Regions from separate parts of the Homo sapiens genome. Here region 2 is linked to region 1. Evidence: read pairs that join two places in POLR2A ChIA-PET (ENCODE). Cell type or tissue: A673. All regions are shown on one strand. Each heading gives the region's core, and the rest is flanking DNA. Links, peaks and the distances in the headings are about the cores only.

The links. ChIA-PET counts read pairs that join two places held together with the same protein. Peaks named below come from ENCODE experiments on the same cell type or tissue, not always from the same donor. Only the 100,000 strongest peaks of a DNase experiment are listed, where the experiment ranks them.
Region 2: POLR2A ChIA-PET joins it to region 1 with 9 read pairs; 2 of 35 experiments call an interaction of 5 or more read pairs at or near these places.

The regions. Positions count from the first base shown.
Region 1 is chr7:107,022,549-107,026,948 of GRCh38, reverse strand. No RefSeq gene overlaps it. Among named protein-coding and RNA genes, the nearest start is that of PRKAR2B, 20 kb to the left of the region's middle. RefSeq lists a cis regulatory region at 1,122-1,318. In A673, for the core only: no CTCF peak of the experiment used is centred there; no DNase peak of the experiment used is centred there; H3K27ac peaks cover 1,234 bases.
Region 2 is chr7:107,323,321-107,327,720 of GRCh38, reverse strand. COG5 (component of oligomeric golgi complex 5) reads left to right here. Exons shown (of 22, transcript NM_006348.5): 11 at 3,200-3,281. Among named protein-coding and RNA genes, the nearest start is that of GPR22, 140 kb to the left of the region's middle. In A673, for the core only: no CTCF peak of the experiment used is centred there; no DNase peak of the experiment used is centred there.

The DNA.
Region 1 (4,400 bases), core at 121-4,120:
TTTGTCACCAAAATGAAAATAGAATCCATCTGTTCCTGTCATCCTTATAATAATATTATTTTTGTAGGCTACAACTTACATGTGCTCTTTCCTCTAGTTATATACAGTACTGGCCTTAAACCCAAAGTCCAATTTTTAAAAATAATATTTAAAATAATAATAAGGTTGATCATAGAATTATTTGAAAAACAAGAAATTTTGCATAGTCCCAATATTCAGAGACAACAACTGTTATTTTTTAAAAATAAATTTGGAATCATACTTTATATTTTTCTCCTGATGCTTAGATAACAAAATAGACTGCCTCTACCATTTTTAATTCTGTCCCCTTTTTATTTATATACCTTCACTTTTCCATAAACAATAGATTCCTAAGCTGTAATAACCCTTCAGTTTCACTGATTATGCACAGAAATTTTTGCTTATTAATGTTTCATTAGCATTTTTCTCATGCAGTATATTTTCAGTTTCTGTTGTTATTCATATCGCTGAGGATTGCATGAATATTCGTGCCTTATTTCAAGCTCTATCCGTAATGTATCGGAATGCTAATCACATTTTGCCTAGCATTTTTGTATATTTCACACAGTTAGAAGGCAACCCATATGCTGGCTCTGTTTTTAAATGATTTATGCCTGATTGTATTGACTACTGTCTCCTGAGACAAAAGCACTAGTTCAAGCTCTTTTAAGTTATTCTGTTATTGGCTTCAAAATACTGGAAATTCTAGTCTGTCATCTTCTTGTAACATTATTTAGGCCCGAGGTATTATCCTGTTGCTGGCTACCATTAGTCTTTGCAGTTAAATGATGAAAAAAATTTTAGTCTGAATTGTAAAATGTTGAGTGCCTCTAATTTCTACTATTCTTTTGTTAGTTTCCTTAAATGAGATAGCAAAAAGCACCAGTGTCATGGATTTTATTATTTCCCTTTTCCCAAAATCAAACTGAATGTATCTGCCAAAGCCTTATTTTAACAGTAGGGGAATTATTTGCAAATGCTGTGGTAAGCCAATCTGTTCCAGGAACTCTCTTTTTCCTCATGAACTTTATTATGCTTTCTAACTCTCAGCTGTTTGCCTCTGCCATTTAAAATCCAGTCTCCCATTAGGAAAATAAAAACAGTACAATCCCAGAACATTAGAAGGAATCTTATTTCATCCTGCTTTAAGATTACTTGCATAATCATAAGAGGCTGTCTTGCAGAGCTGGATGGTGTGGACATTCATCATTCTGTGGAAGACTTGGGGTCACTCACAGAAATTGCTGACTCATCTTTTGTTTTTTTTGTTTGTTTTAGAGACAGTGTCTCTCTCTAGCCCAGACTGGAGTGCAATGGCATGATCATAGCTCGCTGCAACCTCCAACTCCTGGGCTCAAGTGATTCTCCCACCTTAGCCTCCTGAGTAGCTAGGACTACAGGCATGCGCCACCACACTCAGCTAATTTTTTTATTTTTTGTAGATTTGGAGTTTAACTTTGTTGCCCAGGCTGGTCTCAAGCTCCTGAGCTCAAGTGATCCTCCTGCTTTGGCCTCCCAAAGTGCTGGGATTACAGGTGTGAGTTACCACACTAGCCTCATCTTTTTTTTTTTTAACTGATATTTATTTATGTAAATAAATAAACATTTTCTCCTTTATCTGATTTACATCTTTTAGTATATCTCTGAATAAAGCTTTTACTTGAGTCAGTGCCATTTTTCACCTTTCATAAATGTGTTTGTCCATTTCTTCTTTAATTTCAGCGATTTTTTTCCTCTCTGATACATTCCCCTTCTTTTGGCTGCCCCCTTGGTGTTACACAGAGATGGCCCCCTCCCCAGCCTGCCTTCCCCCACATTGCCATCTCTATCTCATGATCTGACATGCCTCACCAATTTCGCATACTCTAAGGCATTTTCCTCAATGACTCTTCTGATTGCAAGCACAAGGAACAGCTACTCTCACTATTATCTTTCACACTACATCTTTCACAAAATTCCTTACTTTGTATGATATTCACACTTCTTTAGTTTTACTTTTCTCTTTTAATGTTTGTTCATTGAGAGTGAGAAGATGAAAGCTGAATGGAAAAGGAATCAAAGAGCATTTTTTTTTAAAGTCTACATTTAGAATGAATGATAGCTACCAAATATCAGCATGAACAACTAGGGGCCTTTCAGCAGAAACTTCAGAGGACCCCCTCATCCTGTATTAAATATAATATGAGGCCACAAAAAGAGGGGTTCATAGGGAGACATCTATACTTGGCAAGCAGGACTATGTGTATGCGTGTGTGTGTGTGTGTGTGTGTGTGTGTGTGTGTGTTTCATGAAGGCTCAAACCATAGGAATAATTGTTTGACAAAGTGAACAGCTACTCTTCATTGAAATGAAAACTTTCGTTATGGTGGTTAGTGACTGTAACTTTGGTTATTTTATGGAGATTTACTGGTCTCTGATAGCCATCTCCACCCCAAATATTAACACTGAACCAGAAGAGCTTCCTTTAGCCTCTAGGCTCCCTGAACTTCCTGCAAAGACTGTCACAAGAATTCTAGATGGAAGAAACAACTCTTGGAGCTTGGAGGCAGTTTTAGTATAAAAAAAGATGATAGAGGACTCAGCATTTTTTTTTTCTGAAGTCTATAAATTGTGTGTGTGTGTGTGTGTGTGTGTGTGTGTGTGTGTTGAAATTAGGAATGGTGAAGGCTCTTGATTTCAAAGCTCAGTGGCATAAAGAGTAACCATGTTCTCTCACAAAATTTTTTCCATCTTCATAAATAGAGTATTGGGCTTCTGTAGACCATAATCTGACCAGAGTGGCATTTTGCAAGTGTTTAAATTGTAAAACATTTTTTCTTGGATTCTTACAAAAACCTTGACATTCTGTGCTCCAAATGTGTTGGTTTGGCAGTTCCTCAACTCATCAGCCTTTTGTGTTATCTAGTTATTCTCTTAACAGTTTTTGGCAGTGGTGTGCAAGAATGTTCTACAAGCAGTATTTTTTTTTCTGATGACTTTTTCTCTTTGTTTTTTTTTTTCTGTCTTTCTTTCCCTTCCTTGCCATCTTAATGAACTTTTGCTCCATAACAGATTACCCTCAAACTTAGCTATTTAAAACAACAAACATTTATTATCTCACAGTCTCTGTGGGTTAGGAATTCAGGAGCATATAAGAGAGGTTGTTCTGGCTCTGAATCAAAGTCAAACTGTTTTCCTTGGCTGTGTTCATCTGAAAGCTGGACTGGGGCTGGAAGATCTGCTTCCAAGATGGCTCACTCAAAAGGCTGTGGGTAGCAGTCTGTAGTTCCTCTCCACAGCATTGCTTGGAGTTTTACTTTTGTGTTCTCACAACATGGCTGCTGGCTTTCCCCAGAGCAAGTGTTTGAGAGAAAGAGAGAGAGCAAGGAGAAAATCTTATTTCCTTTTATCCCCTAATTTAGGAAGTGACACACCATCTTTTCTATCATATACTGTTCATTAGAAGCAAGTTATTAAATCCAGCCTATATTCAAAAGGAGAGGAATCCAGCTCCACCTCTGGAGAAATAAAAAAAATTTTTTTTTTGAGATGGAGTCTCGCACTGTCACCCAGGCTGGAGTGTGGTGGCGCAATGTCAGCTCACTGCAAGCTCCACCTCCCGGGTTCAAGTCTCCCCAGTAGCTGGGACTCCAGCCTCAGCCTCCCCAGTAGCTGGGACTACAGGCGCCTGCCACCATGCCTGGCTAATTTTTTGTATTTTTTAGTAGAGACGGGGTTTCACTGTGTTAGCCAGGATGGTCTCGATCTCCTGACCTCATGATCTGCCCACCTCAGCCTCCCAAAGTGCTGGGATTAGTGGCATGAGCCACCACGCCCCACCTGGAGAAATCATTATTAAAGAAATGGTTTACACATTAAAAAATCACCACACCTACCTTCTTTTCCCTCCCTTTATGGGAATTCTTGTTTGATGAAAAAAAAACTGGGGTAAGACAACACCAATATTGCTTTCTTCTTCTAGAAATAAAGATAATGTCCCCAGAGGAAACACAGTAGCAGAGAATTAGGAACCAGAAGGCCAAATTTACCCTCAGTCCTGTAGTTAAGGAACTTTGTGATTTTGGGTGAACCACTTCACCTTATCTGCCTCAATTGTATTCATTGTTAAGATCTAGACACTCTTTAAGATTCCTTTTAAATCCAAAATTCTATTTTACTTCCTATATTTATTTTGCAGGGAAGTATTACTTAAAATTTGCTCTTTTAGAGCCCCCGAAATGAAATTTCTAGTTCTTTGGGTCTCAATCACTATATAATCCAATTAGTCACATACTCTGCTCCAGTCTTATTTGGCTTTACCTCCCATTGGTGATATATGAGTCTAAAATCAATATTCTACCTATATCAGGGTCCCAACAGGAAAGAGATGGCAAAAGCGA
Region 2 (4,400 bases), core at 262-4,261, 300 kb before region 1:
TGATAATTAGTGATATTGAGCATCTTTTCATGTGCTTGTTGGCCAGCCATTTATTTATTTGCTTTGGAGAAGTGTCTACTCAAGTCCTTTGCCTGTTTTTTAATCATGGTATTTGTTTTTTTAATTGTTGAATTGTCAGAGCCATTTATATATTCTGAATATTAACTCCTTATTAGATATATGGTTAGCAAATGTTTTCCCCCATTCTGTAGGTTGCCTTTTTACTCTATTGATTGTTTCCTTTCCTGCACAGAAAATCTCAAGTTAGGTATAGTCCAGTTTGTCTATTTCTGCTTTTGTTGCCTGTGTTCATGGTGTCCTATACAAGAATTATTGCCAAATCCAGTGTCACAGAGCTTTTCTCCTATGTTTTTTTTCTAGGAGTTATAATTTCAGGTCTTAGGTTTAGGTCCTTAATCCATTTTGAGTTAGTTTTTATACATGGTATGAGGTAAAGTTTCAACTTTATTCTTTTGCATGCGTATATCCAGTTTTCCCAGCAGCATTTATTGAAGAGACTGTCCTTTTCCTATTGTGTAGCCTTGGCACCCTTGTTCAAGATTGTATGACTGTATACTTGATCGTTTATTTTTTTGTCTCTCTACTCCATTGGTCCCTATGTCTGTCTTTATGCTGGTACCATACTGTTTTGATTCCTGAAGCTTGGTAATATGGTTTTTTCCATTTGGATGGGTTTTATTTGGGTTTTTAGAGATAGGATCTCCCTTTGTTGCCCAGGCTGGCTGCAAACACCTAGGCTCAAGCAATTCTCCCACCTCATCCTCCAAGTAGCTGAGACTACAGGTGTGTTCCACTGCACCTGGCTCTGTAATATGTCTTGAAGTCAGGAAGTCTGAGGCCTCTAGCTTTGTTTGTTTGTTTTTTCCCTCAAGAAAGATATTTGGATATTTGGGATCCCTGGAGATTCTCTATTAATTTTAGTATTTTTTTATTTCTGCAAAAATGCCATTGAGATTTTGAGAATCTGCAGATCATTTGGGGAGTATGGACATTTTAACATTATTAGGTCTTCCAACCCATAACACAGTATGCTTTCCATTTACTTGTGTCTTCTTTAATTTCTTTCAACCATATCGTGTAGTTTTCAGTATACAAGTTTTTTACCTTCTTGAATAAGTTTATTCTTAAGTATTCTTTTGGATACTGTTATAAAAGTAGGGTAGTTTTCTTCATTTTTTTCTGGCTATTTCATTGTTAGTTTGTAGAAACACACTAATTTTTATGTGTTGATTTTGTAGGCTACAACTTGGCTGAATTCAGTTATTATTTTAACAGGCCTTTTTGAGGAGTCTAGGATTATCTACATACAAGATCATATCATCTAGAAACAGATATAATTTTACTTCTTCCATTCCAATTTGGATGCTTTTTATTTCTTTTTCTTGCTTGGTCCTTCTGGCAGGACTCCTAGTACTATATTGTATAGAAGTGGTAAGAGTGGGCATCCTGGCCTTGTTCCTGATCTTAGAGGGAAAGCTTTCTGTTTCGCACCATGGAGTAGGATGTTAGCTGCAGATTTTTCTTATGTGGCCCTTATTATGTTGATGTAATTTCCTTCGAGTCCTAGTTTGTTGAGTGTTTTTATCATCAGATGGTGTTAAATTTTGTTTAATGCTTTTTCTGCATTAATTGAGACGACCATGTGGTTTTAGTCCTTCATTCTGTTAATGTGGTATATTATACTTCCTTAACATGATGAAAAGCATCTACTTTAAACTAAGATATGCAAGACATAATACATAAAATCTTAGGAATCTGAATGTATTTTCTGATCGTTGCATAAGAAATCAACAATGATTTGATTTGCCTTGTTTATGATTAACAGTTCTTGAGTAAATTTACAACCATAAGACTTATTTTAAAAAGGAACAATTAATGAAAATGGAAGTGTACACAGGTATAAAAGTCACAAATCAGTATTTTTCATTGGTCATTTTGTTCACTTGTCCAAAATTATAATTTTATTTTTGGGACTGTAGCAATATTTTAACATTAGAGATATTTTATTTTATTTTTACTCTTACTTTTTTGTTTGTTTGTTTGCTTCTTGAGACTGAGTTTTGGTCTGTTGCCCAGGCTGAAGTGCAGTGGCGCAATCTTGGCTCACTGCAACCTCGGCCTCCTGGGTTTAAGTGATTCTCCTGCCTCAGTCTCCCTAGTAGCTGGGATTACAGGCATGCGCCACCACACCTGGCTAATTTTTGTATTTTTAGTAGAGACAGGGTTTCACCATGTTGGCAAGGCTGGTCTCAAACTCCTGACCTCTGGTAATCCATCCGCCTTGGCCTCCCAAAGTGCTGGGATTACAGTTGTGAGCCACTGTGCCCAGTCTTAAAATATTACTTTGAACCATATGAAGTTGGCATTTCTGGCTGCAAAAATAGTAGAATATTGGCAGTATTATATTGTATACCACACATGTGGATGTATCTTAAAGTATTTGGCAAAATTTCTAAGAGTGTGATTCTATTTTAACAGTGTTAAAGTTCTTTGTCTTTCTTTAACAAATGATACTTTAATTAATATTTGTCTTTTCTTTATAGTGCTTACTTTTTAAAACATATATTCAAAGTTGAAAGTATCATGCTAAACTGAGTAGTAGCAATTCCTTTGAGTTTTTTTAAAACTATATCTAGGCTTCAGCCATTCTCTTTTGTAATAGTGAATTATTTCTTGTTAGTTATCCTAACAAGCATGTTGTAAGCAGGCTTTTGTCTATCATTTTGTTATAGTCACACAAATTGCCCTCCGTATTTAAAAAATGATGATGAGAGTAATAATTTATGTAATAATAATAGCTAACATTCATTGAGTTTATTGTATTTCAGGCATTGTCCCAAGACTTTTATTAATTTGTTTAATCCTCATAATTATCCTGCAATGTTATCACCATTTTTCATATGAAGAACAAAGGCCCTGAATGGCTAAGCAACATGCCCAAGGTTACACCAGCTATTATGTGGCAGAGAAGAAGAATGACTGACTACTTGAACATAAGACATAATTTGAATCATCTTTGTATTTCCATTTAATTAATAATTCTATTGTTTGATGGTTAGATGTCTAAAATTTTTATTTAAATTTTAAATAACTTTTCAAGGTTACGTGTTACCCATTATGATTTCTTAAAATAAATGCATTTTTTTATTTTTAAAAAATTTTTGTTTGTTCTTCACAGGATGGACAACCGGAAATTTTCTACACATTTTGGAATTCAGTTACTCAGGCACTTTCTTCTCAATTTCATATGGCAACAAACTGTAAGTTTACTACTTATTTTGAAAATTAATTTCAAAGTTTTAAGTTATTTTATCATTTGATGTCAAGAAGCTTTGCTGTATTGGTTTACAAAACATTTTTATTGCTATTTTAAAATTCCTGGCTAATTGTTATTTTGTCTAGATGTTTAATCTGGAATCTCCTAGACATATATTCAGTAAACAAAATTTTTACACATTTTAGTAATTAATATTTAGAATAAAATTCTCCAGAAAAATAAGTCAATATCTTATTATTCAGACATCAGAAGAACTCTGTCTGAATTTTTCCTACGTAGAGTGTGTAAAGCAGTTAATGTTGAAAAATTTAGTTCATGCTTTTAGAATTAGTGTATAACTAAAAGATATAAAAATACAGAGGCTTTGCAAATTTTTTATTGTTAAAAATGAAGATTTAATGAATAAACAGGTGAAATATCTACATCGTGAATTAAAAGTTGGTCATTCAAATATGTTCCACAAAACTTTTTCTTAATTTCTTTATATCATGAAATAATGGACTGGTAGATCTATACAATGAAATATGCAAACCAGCTAATATCTTACGCGTGTGTTTGTCTAAATACTTTAGGTAAGAGCATATAATGTACCTAGGCCTTTAAAAAGTGTTAAGAGTTCATTTCTATTTAAATTTTTATTCACAAGCATTTACTAGAAGGACTTACTGTATGCTAAATATTATTTAGCCACTGCCCTCCCTACACTGACCAGAGTTAAATAAACTAGTCTGCTTGTCTCTCTACTTATTTCTAATGAAGTATGTAGTAAGACAGTAACCACAAAGAGGTCTTCATTCATTTGTAGCTAAACAGAACTTAACCTAATGGGATATTAGGATCCATTTACTCCATTTAGTTGTAGTGTTTCGTTTTCTTTTGTTTTGTTTTTTTCCAGACGGAGTCTTGCTCTGTCACCCAGGCTGGAGTGCAGTCACGTGATCTCGGCTCACTGCTGCCTCTGCCTTCTGGGTTCAAGCAATTCTCCTGCCTCAGCCTCCCTAGTAGCTGGGACTACAGGAATGTACCACCACTCCTGGCTAATTTTTTTGTATTTTTAGTAAAGACGGGGTTTCACCATGTTGGTCAGGCTGGTCTCGAACTC